Linked DNA regions of Homo sapiens: region 2 is linked to region 1. The links are chromatin loops, found by intact Hi-C in ENCODE. Cell type or tissue: OCI-LY7. All regions are shown on one strand.

Region 1 (8,000 bases):
CACACCACTCCTTGGCACGGCCTCTCAACTCCATCTCTGGACCTTGGGTGAATCTGCCAACTGCTCAGTGAAAATGACCTCCTTCTTTGCTCTTAAAAAAAAAAAAAAAAAACTGAAACTTACAGGAAAGTTGCAAGTACAGTACAAACATTGTTTTTGTTCCCAAACCATTTGAGAGTAAGTTGCAGACCTGACCTGATGCCCTGAAAATTCTAGTATACATTTCCTACAAACAAGGACATCCTTCTACATACACAATACAACCATTTTTAAAGTTAGGAAATTAACACTGATACATTACTACAAATCCTTGGGCCCCTTTCAAGTTTTGCCAGCAATCCCCACAATGTCATTTTTATAGCAAGTGGATTCAGTTCAAAATCCCGTGTTGCACCCAGCTGCCATGGCTTTTTGGGCTCCTTCAGTCTGGAACAGCTCCTTATTCTTTCTTTAATTTTTATGTCCTTGACTTTTTTTTTTTTTTTTTTTGAGACAGAGTCTCACTCTGTCGCCCAGGCTGGAGTGCAGTGGCACGATCTCAGCTCACTGCAATCTCCCACTTCCAGGAGTTCAAGCGATTCTGCCACCTCAGCTTCCCAAGTAGCTGGACTTACAGGCGTGTGCCACCACACCCAGCTAATTTTTGTAATTTTTTTTTTCTGAGACAGAGTTTCACTCTGTCGCCCAGGCTGGAGTGCAGTGGCACGATCTTGGCTCACTGCAACCTCCACCCTCTTGGTTCAAGCAATTCTCCTTCCTTAGCCTCCTGAGTAGCTGGGACTACAGGCACCTGCCACTGCACCCAGCTAACTTTTTGTATTTTTAGTAGAGATGGGGTTTCACCATCTTGGCCAGGCTGGTCTTGAACTCCTGACCTCGTGATCCACCTGCCTCAGCCGGCCACCCAAAGTGCTGGGATTACAGTAATTTTTTTTTTAGACAGAATCTTGCTCTGTCACCCAGGCTGGAGTGCAATGGTGTGATCTTGGCTCACTGCAACCTCCGCCTCCGGGTTCAAGCCATTCTCCTGCCTCAGACTCCCAAGTAGCTGGGATTACAGGCACCCGCCACCAGGCCTGGCTAATTTTTTTGTATTTTTAGTAGAGATGGGGTTTCGCCCTGTTGGCCAGGCTGGCCTCAAACTCCTGGCCTCAAGTTAACTACCCTCCTCGGCCTCCCAAAGTGCTGGGATTACAGGCGTGAGCCACTGCACCCAGCGTGTCTTCTGACATTTTTAAAGACTATAGGCCAAACATGTAGAATGCCCTCAATTTTGGTTTTCTCTTGTTTAGATTTAGACAGGAATATTGCAGAAGTGAAGCTGGATTCTTCTTATTGTGTGGGGTACAGTTTCCATTCATCCTATTCTGGGGGATGCTCACTTAGACCCCTTGATAAAGTGGTGTCTGTCAGACTCATTGCTACAAAGTGACTCTTTTCCCTTTCATAAGTATTTTGTGGAAATCCTTGAAACTATGTAAATATTTCATTCCCCATCAAACATTTAATTGAATTTTTATTTATATCAGAATGAGCTAGTGGTTTCTTTTTTTTTCTTTTCTTTTCTCTTTTTTTTTTCTTGAGACAGAGTCTTGCTCTGTTGCCCAGGCTGGAGTGCAGTGGCACCATCTCAGCTCACTGTAACTTCTGCCTCCTGGGTTCAAGCAATTCTCCTGCCTCAGCCTCCAGAGTAGCTGGGACTACAGGTGCGCAGCACCACACCCGGCTAATTTTTGTATTTTTAGTGGAGATGGGGTTTCACCATGTTGGCCAGGCTGGTCTCAAACTCCTGATCTCACGTGATCCTCCCGCCTCGGCCTCCCAAAGTCTGGGATTACAGGCTTGAGCCACTGCGCCCGGCCTATGGTTTCTTATTTTATTCATTGTGTTATATATAATCTGTTACTATCGTTACTTGTTTGCTCTGTCTGATATCTCAGCCATCCCACTGATGGAAAAGACTTTTAACCACATTTCTGTCCACAGAAATCTGTGTTTATTAAAAAAAAAATGTGCTGCATTCCTGTACAAGGGATGGTTGTTATCTGAGTATTTGTTACCCAAGTGCCTACAGTTATGACTTGCTTATGAAGCAAAAATTATTATAATATGAAACTATTTGCTAAGGGAATATGACACAGCCTATACACAAATAAAGTCTCTTCCTATTCCACAGCCGTTCTCACCCATCTCATTGACACCTCTGTGGTTTGTAGCACCTCCAAAATTATCATTCAAATTCAATGCAGATTGGTTCACAAAACGAACTTGCAAATCTTGCAAAGTCTCAGGGTTTCATGGAGTTCATGAAAGTAACATAGCAGGACTGCTCAAAGCCTTGAGACCAGATAACAGCTACCCAGGAGAAAATAGACCAGGGGGAGAAGACAATGTAAATGACAAGGGTTCAGAAAACTCCTTTAAAAATTGATAAGGCTGTCAAATACCTTTGTGGGGAAAAAAAATGACCTTCTTTATGAATGTGAAATAAAAGTCAAAAATGAAGTGAAGGATACCATTCAATTTTGTCAGAAAAAAAAGTTTAGATTCTTTGTTCTAATAATTAGCACATAGCCTAAACCATGATCTAAACTTTGTTAGAAGGTGAAGTTATTTTCAAAATTTTTTGTGTCCTCTTTTTTTAAATTAATTAATTTATTTATTTATTTTGAGACAGAGTCTCATTCTGTCACCCAGGCTGGAGTGCAGTGGCGCCATCTCGGCTCACAGCAACCTCTGCCTCCAGGGTTCAAGCGATTCTCCTGCCTCAGACTTCCTAGTAGCTGGGATTACAGGTGCCCGTCACCACGCCCGGCTAATTTTTTTGTATTTTTGGTTGAGACGGGGTTTCACCATGTTGGCTAGGCTGATCTTGAACTCCTGACCTCAGGTGATCCACCCACCTCGGCCTCCCAAAGTGCTGGGATTACAGTTGTGAGCCACCGCACCTGGCCAAGGTGTCCTTTTTTTCAAAATAAAATGCTAATCTATTTTTTTCCCCTCTATTTACTGTAAAGTTTCAGTCCCTTCAGTAAGTAGGTTTAATTTAAATGACTTTATCTTGGTGTCAGTATTCTGCAGGTCAGGACCCCTCCCTTGCATACAGTAGGAAACTTAAAGCTGCTGTGGCAAGAGGGTGGGCCTGTCCCCTTAGATGCTCCTTGCTCGTGTTAGCCATCTCCCAATCCTATGAGCCCCTCTCTCTCTCCTTCGCTTCCTCTGGCCCCATGCTTGCTTTTTACTTTCTGATCTCACTTTCCTCACTTATCAGAAGAGGAAAATATCCCAGTCCAACCAACTTCACAACAAGTCATTCTTATAGTCAAATGAGTTCATGGATAATAATAGTAGTCATGGCTGGGTGTGGTGGCTCACGCCTATAATCCCAGCACTTTGGGAGGCCGAGGTGGGCAGATCACCTGAGGTCAGGAGTTCAAGACCAGCCTGGCCAACATAGCAAAACCCTGTCCTTATTAAAAATACAAAAATTAGCTGGGCATGGTGGTGGGCGCCTGTAATCCCAGATACTAGGGAGGCTGAGGCAGGAGAATCGCTTGAACCCAGGAGGTGGAGGTTTTGGAGAGCTGAGATTGCGCCACTGCACTCCAGCCTGGGCAACAAGAGCAAAACTTTGTCTCAAAAAAAAAAAAAAAAAAAAAAAAGTAGTCACTAACATGTATTGAACCATCATTCTATGTCTGACCATGTGTTGAGAGCTTAACATAGACCACTGCAATTAACTCTCCCCAGACTTGTAAAGGTAAAGGCTGTTATTATCTTGCATTTTACAGAGAAGCAAACAGAGGCTCCAGGATGTTAAGTAATGTACTGAAGTTTTCTTAGTCTTTGGAGGAGTCAAGATTTACTTCAAGCATTTAACTACTAAACTATCCACGCTATAAAAGCGCTATGAGGACAGAATGGTATTCTATAAATATAGGCATCAGCATTATTATATTTCCCTGTGTATGCTCTGAACTCCCAAAGACACTGAATGATAAAGCAGAAATTATTAACAGGTCTTTTTTATGTGTATGACTGGTTGTTTGGACCCCAAAATATTCCACTAGTGGCACCCAGTGGCACCCATAGGCATTGATTAACCCCACTCAGAGTCTCTAGGCCTTGGAAGACCAATTTGACTGTGAGTGGTAAGATAGAAGCAGACTAACTCACCCCAAAGAACATTTTACATGGTCCCCAAGCCCTCCCCCAGCAGCTCTGGCAGAGATGAACCTAGTCACTCTGCCCTCACTATTGCAGGCCAAAGTGGCGGGGGCCAGGCACAATGACCTAAAAGGAAATTTGGTTCTGATAGACTAACAGAGGAGATAGGATATGTGTGGGGTTCTGTGCTTGGCGCTAGAATTTGTGGTTGGCAAATGCAAAGAGGCTGTTAAGTGCCCGCATATAAGATGATGAAGAATACTTCTTCCCTGTAAGTCTATTCTCAGCACTGGCAGGGGCCCCCTGCAGCAGGAAACGTTGGGTTTACAGGGCAGGGTCCCTTCCTCTGCTGCAGATGCCCCTGTTTAATGGCCCTCCCTCTGCTCAGGCTGAGAGGGCCTGACCCTCACGGGACAGAAGTCAGCCACTGCTGAGCTTTGCATTTTCAGGTCTTTCAAATGCATTGTGTTTGTCCCCAGCCAGCTTCTGCAGGGGCCCAGGTTGGTGAGTGGGTGCTAATTTGCCTAACAGGCAAAAGGGGGTTTGTGTATCACCAATGTCTTTTGGGAGGGAAATTACAACCTGCTGAAGGGGGAGCTGGAGGTGATCAAATGTGACTAAATGCGGTAAAACCAGCAACTTCACAACTTCTTGTTGTGAATGCGGTAAAACCACCAACTAAATGCGGTAAAACCGACTAAATGCGGTAAAACCACCAACTTCACCAACTTCTTCTGAGGAGACCAGCTGGGGGAAGGGGGCTGGAGGTAGAATTATACTTGTTGGCACAAACAGTGGGAAACTGGGAGAAAAGAAAGACCCCCAAACCACAGGCCTCCTTCTAATCTGGACCTTGAGTAGGAAGGAAGGATTTTGGGAAGGGTCCCCTTATCCTACAAATGAGGAAGCTGATATCTAAAAAAGCCTCAGGACTACAGCAAGTATGCCCTCATAGTAAACACAGAGCTGCAATCAATCCCAGGCCTCCTGGGCCCCAGGTCTGGACTTTTCCATCCCAGTGCTCCCTCTATGGGTTAACATCACACACCCAAGTTTGAGCAAACATTTAGTTGTAAAATGGCTGATGTGCACGTTCTAATGAATAAGCCACAGTTTAAGCACGTCAGGCAAGAAAACTTGGGGTAAGGCATCTATTTTAGAATGGTTGGGGGTGGATGTGGAGGACATATGTTGGTTTTCCTGCCCACCAGTGCCACCACTTACAGTGTTCAGGTGTCTGTCACACAGCACAATGTTGTCCTGCCAAGGAGTCAATTGAGTCAATATCCACCTTTAGTTCTGCTCACTCAACTATCTGTCCTAGGTGTGGGTTTTCTTCTGCCCAGAGGAAGGCAGGTCAAAGGTGCCATCTGCTCCCCAAGAAGTGGGGGCATAGGTCTGCATCAGCCTGGAGGGGGTGCCTGTTTCCAACTCACAAGGGTCCCACATAGGCTAGCTATGGCATCTTGCATCCATCCCTTCTTCTTTTGAAGCTGAAACACAATTTTCTTTCGTGGAGTCAGGCCCTACCCAATCTCAGTCCTGTGGTTTGATGGAGCAGACCCCACTCTCATCTTCAGGAATGGACCACTGACCCAAGCCTGTAGCCATTTTAAGGATGGGCACCTGACTTAGTGAGAATAACTACAGAATTATTGCTGGAACTGTTGATACCAAGCCAATCCTTTTCTTGGAGTTGCTAATCTCGGGAGAGGTGGAGGGAGCAGAAAAGAAGATAGCATTGCAAGAAGCCTCGGAATCAGTTGAGTCTGACCAGATTCGTCTTCTTATGGTTAGTTATACGAACCAATTCTCTGTTTTACTCAGGCTGGGTTAGGTTGACTCTCCCTGGCAACCAAGAGAATTCTCACCAATACAATGAGAAAGCGGAAGTTTCACCTTAAATGAAAGCTCCTCTAGCATCCTCTAGCAGATTTGTCAAGAGATCGTTCCAAATCTGAACCCATCCTAAAAAGGCATCCCTGTCCCCCCGGGCTTGTTGGAAAGACAGGATTGTGAAGGGCCTGTCCCACAGGCATGTAAATTACGTTGAGGTTTATTTGCCTACACTTGCAATATCTATTCTTTCACTTCTGGTGGTTCTAGAAGATGCTGGAGCACTTATCCCTCAGGTCACTAACAACACTGTCAAGAAAAGACCCACATTTTAAATTCCATTTAGTCCATTTCTGCAGAGCTGGGTAACCAAATGAGACAGCCATGGAAAATATATGACTTCCATTATTATGACGTGGAAAACAGAGCTGTCTAATTGCTTTTGTCCACTGGTGTATAAAGATTGAGACCAGATGTGTTTAAAAAAAAAAAAAGGAAAAGAAAGAAAGAAAAAAAAGGGCTTGAGTTGGCCGTTGCTTTGAACAAAGCAGTCTGATTTCCTCTCTTTCTCTCTCTCTCTCTCTCTGGGAAAGACGACATGAAAGTGTTTTAACTGCTTGTAATTTTTCATAGCCTCGTTGATTTTGCTTTTCACAGAAGATGAAATTGTGAAATTGGCCTTGAAAACTTTATTTTCGCTTTCCTCAATTCAAAGGGACAATTGTGGAAGGAAAGAACTGAGCTGCTTGCCAGACCCAGCGCACTCCTTTTTCTCTGGACAGCTGCTGCTTTGCAGAGGGTCGTGGGAGGAGGTGAGTCCTAACGCAGATCAGACCCTCCTTCCCTCAGCCAGCCGCTGGGGAGTAGAGTCTTCGCATGTAAATCCACAGGAATGGATGAGATGATGATCGGCTTTAAATAGAACCACCCAGGGCCCAGCTTCTGTGTTTCATTTTCCAGAAGAGCCCCTAAATCTGCTTCAACATTTTTTTAACCTCTCCAGTTATTTTTAGCACACGCAGCCAACAGAGCTCAGCAGGCCCGTGGAGGCGCTAACATGTCCCCCAGTTCATCTCCTTCTGCAAAGGTGCATTTGAAGCATGAAAAATAAAAAATAAAAAATACGTGCGGACCCAAAGAGGTGATGATTTAGAAGCCAGGTTACATGGCCCTGCTGCTCTGTATCAAGCGAGTGCTGCCCACTGGAAATACAATTCTTTTAAAGATTATATCATTATTTTCAAAATTAATTTTTGAGGCCGGGCGCGGTGGCTCACGCCTGTAATCCCAGCACTTTGGGGGACCGAGGCGGGCGGATCACGAGGTCAGGAGATGGAGACCATCCTGGCTAACACGGTGAAACCCCGTCTCTACTAAAAACACAAAAATTAGCCGGGCATGGTGGCAGGCGCCTGTAGTCCCAGCTACTGGGGAGGCTGAGGCAGGAGATTGGCATGAACCCGGGAGGCGGAGCTTGCAGTGAGCCGAGATCGCGCACTGCACTCCAGCCTGGGCGACAGAGCGAGACTCCATCAAAATAATAATAATAATAATAATAATTATTATTATTATTATTATTATTATTGTCTGAAGACTAATAAGAGTATGCATGGTAGATTGGGAAAAGAGGAGGCTCCCACAGCAGCAATTTCCTGAGGGTCGCAGTAACCATGGATCACGGTGTTGAGCCAAACCTGGGAAATGGGAAGGAACGGAAGCAGGATTCCTCCAGAAAACCTCATAGGGCTTCTGCAGCCCCGCTCCCAGTGGCCAGCAGAGTCACTTTCTCATTTACTGGAGAAGTTGGTAATTTACTGCTCCCTATGCAGGGGTTTCCCTCCCATTCCAGGGTCTGAAGCTATGTAGTTGCATCTCAGAATATTTACAGGGATCTCATAGTTCCACAGGGGTCTTTGCTATTCTCTGCTAGAGCCCCCCATAGTTCATCTCTAATTGGGGCAAAATAAATACTTTTAATTAATTTCCCTCACATTTTT
Region 2 (8,000 bases), 320 kb before region 1:
AATTTCTTGACATTGAATTCATGATGTTTTGCTTTTAACATGTGATTTTTAAAAAATACTGTTATGTGTACAGGGGAAGGCTAACCTGAGACTTTCCCTTCATGCGTATTCTTCCTGTGCACTGCAAAAGGAAACTGTGTGACTGCTTTCCTTCCTGACTGGCCATCACATAGGGTTACTGGCAGATGCCAGGAATCCAAGGACTAAAGGAATAAAGGGTGTGTGTTATAGTACCTGCGCTAAGAGATACTGTCAAACTCAGAGGCACCCCTCCTCCTCCATGTCTTAACCCTAGAATTGTTTTAGAACTTCTTATGGATAAGTGTTTGGATTAAGGGAGATCTGGGAAATGGGATTTGAATTTTAAGCAAGTGAGCCCTGGGGATGGCTAGCTGCCCAAAGTCTCTAGGACCCCAAAGAGATTATGAGAGAGAACGTTGAGAGGTCTGGAATGAATTATACATACTCTTATAATGAACTTTCTCCAGCTTGTCCTTGAGCAGCTGTCTCCATCCCATCCCTCAAGTGCTTTGGAACCCACATCTTATAACAATGGAAAGATAGATAACCTTTTATTTTAATGTGTTTATTTTTATTTTAATGTATTTAAGTAGTTTAAACACTTTCAGCGAAAACGCATTGTATTTCTCACTCCATTCCTCAATCCAGATGTATAACTAAAGTACCATAGTGCTGTCCATTATTAGCCCATTTTGTGTTTTAACCTATACAGTTTGAGGAACAAGAAACCTACCTGACATCAAGATTATACTATCAGTGAAGCCAGAGAAGCTATACTTATTCATTGTAGACATTCTTATCTTTTTAAATTTTTTATATTAAAAAAAAAAAAGAGGCTGGGCATTGTGTATCACGCCTGTAATCCCAGTGCTTTGGGAGGCCGAGGTGGGTGGATCACGAACGAGGTCAGGAGTTCAAGACCAGCCTGGCCAAGATGGTGAAACCCCATCTCTACTAAAAATACAAAAATTAGCCAGGTGCAGTGGCAGGTGCCTGTAATCCCAGCTACTCGGAGGGCTGACGCAGGAGAATCGCTTGAACTCAGGGGTCGGAGGTTGCAGTGAGCCAAGATCACGCCACTGCACTCTAGCCTGAGTGACAGAGTGAGACTCTGTCTCAAAAGAAAAAAAGGAAAAATAATGGGGTCTCACTATGTTGCCCAGGCTGGTCTCAAACTCCTGGACTCAAGCAATCCTTGCATCTCGTCCTCCCAAAGTGCTGAGATTACAGGCATGGGCCATTGTACCCGGCTATCTTATCTTCTTTATATAGATATCTAATAAGATGTAAAATACTGACCTGCATTATCTCCATGTTAACATTTACACTTCAAAATCTGTAAACGGACCCACGTTCATACGCGTGAACAGAAATCTTTCAGCAACAAAAGAGAAAATTGTATTTCTCGATAGAAAGGAAGTGGTCAGATCATGCCAGCCAAACAAATCTGTCAGGCTTTGAAATATAGAACCGTTAGGTAAGATACTGAGAAAAAGGATAAAGTAAGATCAGCCTAAATGTTTCAGTCTAGTTAAGTTGATTTGTATATTACTTAGAAATTTCATTTTCAGGGAAATAGTTTTCAGATTTAAATAACTGTAAAGAGCTGAGTTATTCTTTGACTTGGATTTAAAAAAAAAGAAAAAAAGTGTCCTGAAGTCATTTCCTGCCAGTTTGTCCCCCCAACTTTTTTTCCTGCTCTTCCTGTAACTGGTTCTTGTTACGGCAATGTAGCTGTATATTTAAATCCTAAGAGACTCGCTTATTGTGAGTAGGCAGGGTCAGTAGTCTGCTGAAACAAGCACAGGAAACTTGAAACACCTAGGGGCTATTTTAAAAATCCCTTGCCACTGACATTTTAGTTAGAATTCTAAAGAGAGAATGGGCTGTTTGGATACTGAGCTCCAGTACAAAAGAGCTGGGGTTTTTACACCGACTTGCAAACCACTAAAATCATTTGACCTGGTGTTGTGTCACTTGGGTATTCTGAAGCATCAGATGAAAACTAATATCCACCCTGCAAGGTTGGCAGGCAACAATTGTACCTGTGAAGTGAGCATCTATCAAAGAATTGGGGAAGGAAGGCCGGGCGCAGTGGCTCACGCCTGTAATCCCAGCCAGTACTTTGGGAGGCCAAGGCGGGCAGATCACGACGTCATGAGATCGAGACCGTCCTGGCTAACACAGTGAAACCACGTCTCTACTAAAAATCCAAAAAAAAAAAAAAAAAAAAATTAGCTGGGCATGGTGGCGGGCGCCTGTAGTCCCAGCTACTCGGGAGGCTGAGGCCAGGGAATGGCGTGAACCCGGGAGGCAGAGCTTGCAGTGAGCCGAGATCGCGCCACTGCACTCCAGCCTGGGCGACAAAGCGAGACTCCGTCTCAAAAAAAAAAAAAAAAGAATTGGGTAAGGAAACTTAATGTGTGGAGGAGATGCCACCATCTCTGAAGCACAGACTTTGTTAGAGGAGCTCACTGACTTGTTCCTAATAGTCATGTGGTTGGGGCAGGCCTCTAGCACTGCTGACAGGTAGCATTGATTCTGTCTCATCTTTAAGTTATAGCGTATTCAGTATTGCTTTATGCTATTATTTTTGAAAGGAAGTTGTTAACTGTACAACACTTTAGGTGATATTATGAGCTAACTATTTTAAATATATCATTTTTTTTAATTACCAAAAGCAGTGTCAGAAAATGAAACTCTTCATTTGGGTCGTTTAAAACACATTTGCTTTTGGTGTACCACTTATATTCAAAGACGTTTCATATTTATTTAAGTACTTTAAGAATGTTATTACAAAGCCTTGCTTTGTGATTTAAATTGAAGTTCCCTAGTGTTCATATTGTTAGTTAGAAATTTAGATTTTAGTTCTGTGACTTTTATATTGTTGATTGTAACTTTGGACTTATGTGGCCTGTGTAATACATGCTACAAAAATAAAATCTGGGAGTAAAAGAACATATGTATATTTTAATAAAGACCTCATTAAACATTAGTAACAATAGGATAAGGAATATTAACTGAAACAGACAGGAAATCAGGGTGAAGATCAGGCAGAACTGATCCTTTTATTTACACCAAACTAAATGCACTAAAGAGAAGTTTTAATGAACTTAAGGAGAATACCAAAACATTTCTAAATTTAAAAAAAAAAATGAATCCTGCTACTGATGGGTATATAGCATTAATCTCCCACCCAACCCCCCAAAAAGGACTTGTCTGGCTTCTTGTAAGAGAGGGTGATATTTCATACCTTAATCTTGTGATTAATTCCAAGTATTAAGATCTGTCTTCTGATCCTAAGTGTTCGTAAAGACATATAAAGCATTTTTATGAACTCTTATGCCCTCCTATGTGTAAGGAAGAAAGTCTTACTATGAAGTATAGTTTTAAGTATACTAAATTAAAATGCCTTACATAAGGCACTGAGCTTTCTGTGTTGTTTTCTATAAGATCTTATAAAAGCCTGTTTTATGAGCTTTTATTTTTTGATGTCAGAGCGTTTTTTAAAATCCAAAAGAAATTTTCAAAAGGTAGAATTTTGTAAGTGAATAACTTAGCCAGCCAGATCATCCTTTCCTCAGTCTGTATCCACTACCAGTTTGCCTTCCAGAGATGCATAGATAAGGGGGCGTGGTTACTGATTCTTCTGCTTTCCTGTAGCTCTGCCTGGGGTTTCCCCTCAGAGGAATGTGGTTTGAAAAACTTCCTCCATCACTACTTTGTTTGCAGTATGTATTATTTAATTTTCTTTGATAATATATCAAATATCTATATTAATAATTGAACCAAATTTAGTAATTTAAAATTAACAGCTTGTATATTAGATGTATATTACCTGTGTCCCCTACTAAACTCCCTCACAATAACAACAGTACTTTCCAGTTTTCTACTCACCTCTCTGGCCACACAGCATTCTTCTTTTCTGGCCATTATCCCTCTCGTGGCCATTAATGGACCAAGTGTTAGGTCTTCTTCTCTTTTCTCTTCCTACTCTGTCTTTCCCTCTGAGTGATCTCATCTCTGCCTGTGGTTTCACTTACCACCTCTGAACTCCAGAGGAATGACCTCAAATATCATAAAGGCACCACAGACTATTAGATCTGTCTTAGCTCAGCTTCCCCACTAAGAAGAGCCGGAAGCAGAGCAGCATGTGCTGTTTATTAGGGAACATAATCCCAAGAAGTAGAGTGAGAAACAAGGAGAATATGGTTTGGTAGGGGTGGAGAGTCAATACATGGATAAGCTATTGTGGTACCTGCCACCACTCAGTCCTGTAGGTTCGTTCCTGAAAACTCTCATAAACTGTGCTTTAAGACTGTACCTTGTGAGAGAAGAAAGGAGGAAGAATTTTTTCATTAGTTTCTGTCTCCCATTGGCCAAAGATTCATCTTTCAGTATATTAATTCCTCCATGGGGGTATGCAAGTGGGGAATCCAAAGCAGCGTCAACGCAGATGCCATAGAGTACAAGGCAAGAACTGCCCCCCGAGGCATGAGGCAGGGAACTGTCAGATGTACCTATGTGAAATTGGTGCTGGTTAGACAGCTGGACTAAGATACAAGTAAGGTTGAGAAGATCTGAATGATGCATAAAAGATGCCCAGTATAATACACCCCTTTAACCACTGAGATCCATTCAGGCTCTACATTATACGTAGCTTCCATACTACGATATGAGGCCTCCATTTTTGTGAGAATAAGATGCCTTCACTTCATCCCTGAGATCAGAGGTTATGTGCAATCAGTAACTGAATCCCCTTCAAGGTGGAGCCCTGCCACACTGTCCGAAAGACTTTAGACGGGACAGTTAGAGAAACAAATTACAGTCCCTTCTGCTGCAGCTGACCGTGAGGCAGTAATTGATACACATCTTCTATCACTCATTTTAGGTTTTCTTCACCAGTTTTGTTTTTTTTTTTTTTTTTGCCAGCTTGTGTTGCTTGCCTGCTGAAATAAAATATGACTTATGTCCCTCAAATGTCTGAGCCCTTAGTTGCCTTGCTGTTGTTGATCCATGGTTGTTGAAATATCCCATTTATTGTAACCGCTGGCTATGGAAGCACCACGAGATACCCCAGTGAATCTCTCAAGTTCTGGACATATTTCTTCTTCCCCCATTGTGTAGCTGCAGTCTTTGCTTCTTGTGGTGGTCCAGATTGAATATTCCTAGCAGTAACCTGACTCCCTTTTTTCTACTGATGTACTGGCTTGAGGAATTCAAAGTATCCCAGCAGTATAGTCAGATCTTCAAGTTTATTGGAACTCTTACATGTCCACTGGTGGAAACAATCACCCCTTAACCCCATCTGGAAGTCAGAACCTCTACCTTAGTAGAGATGAAAGTAGGATGGGTAGAAAACACAAGTTTCACAAAGTCAACCCTACTGTCATCCTTCAGTTCCCAGACCTAAGTATTGAAGCTGTTTATAACACAGCACCCTGTAATGGCCATTGCTTCAATGCATATGCATATACCATACCCTGGAGGGCAGTGCTCCAACACTGCAGGAAGTCATCTTCAAGATGTCTCTTCAGCTGATATTTTTTAATAGGCTATTCTGCCTACCTATTGGGCCAGCTGTTATTTGTGAATGGAGTGTACGGTAAAGCAAATGGATTCTAAGGGGATGTGCCCATTGTCATACTTCTTTAGTTATAAGATGGGTACTTTGGGCCTAAGACAGTGTTTGGTGGGATGCCATGTTGATAGATCAGTTATTTTATAAGCCCTGGAATGGTGGTGGTAGCAGAGGTATTGGGAGCTGGAACTAAATCCATGTTCAGATTAGGTATTAATTCTGTAAAGACAAATCATTGCCACCCTGCCACCAACTCTTTTACTCCCTCTACCTCCCCACTCCCATGTAATCTTATGCCAAGTGATCGGTTTCCTTGAGTAATGATGTCATATTGAGTGGTTGTCATCAGTCTCTTTCATTGGCAGTTTACGCATTTAGCAATAGCTTTTCAACATTGGTGAGAGGAAGCACCTTGGCCACTCTATTATGGGCTCACTATGTCAACTCTGTGGTGGCCCAAGTGGAAGGCTGGCTGACAGCCATAGAATAAAGTATCCTATTCACCTCATTGTTGATATTAGACAACACACATGTTGACATGCTCCATTTTGGTAGATACCTCCTGGTAGTTATTGTGAGACACACAAATGCCCCTGATTTGTGCCCAATTCATTTTTCCAGACCTCCTTATCACATCATCTTTCACTGTTGTTTTCTAGGCCCCTGATCAAACAGCCAGACACCATTTACCACTGCCAATGAATCAGAGTATATCTGTAGCTCAGGTCATTTCTCCCTCCATTTGAAATGGATGACCACCACATATACTGCTCCGGTTGTTCTCATCTGCCAAACTTCTTTTACCACAGTTCTTTAGGTCTGCTCCTGAATAAGGCTGCAGTGCAACAGCAGTTCATATTTGGCTAGATCGGAAATCCTTTTTGCCTTGACAGTTGGTCATGAAGGAGAAAGGCGTTAGTGATGTGGGAGTCTGAGTTACCTGTGAATGTAATTTTTTCATGCCTCCTGAATGTGCCTGTGCCTAATCCCAAATATACCATTTCCATCATACAACGGGTTGTTTCTCTGCCCGTCTTGCTACTCAGTGGGTACTTTAAGTCACAGACTTATTTGTTGGCACATAGTGAGGCATGCAAATTCTCTTAGGGCCCTGTAACATACTAGGATTTGTTTTTCTAGCAGAAAGTTCTTCTCTGCCACTGAACCCCAAGGATCAGCATTGTGACTTCTCTTTTGGTGCTTGCCAGAGACTCCACAGCATTTTTATCCGTCAATGATAGGTCTTCAGCCTGGGGGAACAGAGAGAGACCCCATTTCTTAAACAGAGAAAAAAAATAGGTCTTGTACCATGAGATCCATTGGTCACAGATGCACCATAGCTGGGACCTGCTACAGAGTCTTCTTTATCACACTCGGTCACTCTTGAAACTGGCATCCTTCGGGGTCTCTGATAAATGGATCAAAACGGTGTTAAAAGTACTGCATATAAATATACAGCCTCCAGGATCAAAGAAGGTCCACCTTTTTCTTAACAGTAGATTTGAGAGATGCAAAAACTTGTTTACCTTAAAGAGGATGTTCTCAGCATGGCCTGGAGCCCTGAACTCCTTAAAAAGTTTGGCAGTGTGTGCCCATAACCCTTAATTTTTGTGAAATGTCTGCTATGTGTATTTTACTTAAGCTGGCTAGGGTACTTTCCATTTTGTGCTAACCAGATGCAGTTAGTATGCTATCATGAATATAATGGAATGTGAAGATATCCCGGCTGACTGAATTTTGAGTGAGATCGTAAGAGTTAACATTGCCCTGGGGAAGGATATTATGGTCTCTTTGCCATTGTGAAAGTTACCTGCCTTTCATCTTCCCTACTGATAGGGACTGAGAAGAAAGCATTCACCATATCAGTAGCTGAGTACCAAATTGATACCATATCTGGCATGCCAGTTACTACTGGGGATTCTACCAGTTTAAGGTTACAGTTATTCATTATCCGTCTGTTTGGTTTTTTTTTTTTTTTTTTTTTATCCGTAGGGTCATAAAAGGTATAGAAAGAGAATATGGTGAGGACCACCACCCCTGCATCTTTAAGTCTTTGATAGTGCTCTTCTCTGTAGTTCCCGAGACTTGGGTCAAAACTTTATTAATTAATTGGCCTCCATAAACCCTCACTCTGACCAGAAGAGCGTGCTGGCATTTCAGGTCCCCCAGTATTGGTGTAGTTTAGAACTCAATTGTAATAGGCCTCAAAAAGTTTGGGATTTCCCTTTCCCCAGTGCAGTTATCCATGCAAAACAGTCCTTACATGCTGTTTCCTCTGCCTGACACATTTCATTCTCCCTGCTTTCCTTAGGTATTATCTGATTTCCCTGACTAGGTCAGATCAGCCATATGTTACTAAATGATGTGCATCTTTTTTTCAGTACTTACAACAGTAGTA

Evidence for each region. Peaks named below come from ENCODE experiments on the same cell type or tissue, not always from the same donor. Only the 100,000 strongest peaks of a DNase experiment are listed, where the experiment ranks them.
Region 2: a loop joins it to region 1, with 2.6 times the contacts of the local background. A loop is called at or near these places in 3 of 110 quality-filtered maps.

The regions. Positions count from the first base shown.
Region 1 is chr3:23,756,433-23,764,432 of GRCh38, forward strand. No RefSeq gene overlaps it. Among named protein-coding and RNA genes, the nearest start is that of UBE2E1, 46 kb to the right of the region's middle. RefSeq lists enhancers at 3,279-3,448, 3,961-4,597, 4,598-5,234, 4,819-4,868, 4,969-5,088 and a silencer at 6,834-6,883. In OCI-LY7, CTCF peaks have their summits at 4,067, 4,267, 5,206 and 5,410; DNase peaks (open chromatin) are centred at 4,109, 4,709, 5,179, 6,059 and 2 weaker places; H3K4me3 peaks cover 3,326 bases; H3K27ac peaks cover 5,249 bases.
Region 2 is chr3:23,439,135-23,447,134 of GRCh38, forward strand. The region is part of intron 3 of UBE2E2 (ubiquitin conjugating enzyme E2 E2); the gene reads left to right. Among named protein-coding and RNA genes, the nearest start is that of UBE2E2, 240 kb to the left of the region's middle. RefSeq lists an enhancer at 2,341-2,510 and a cis regulatory region at 2,426. In OCI-LY7, no CTCF peak of the experiment used is centred here; DNase peaks (open chromatin) are centred at 1,447, 1,817 and 3,667; H3K4me3 peaks cover 1,279 bases; H3K27ac peaks cover 2,268 bases.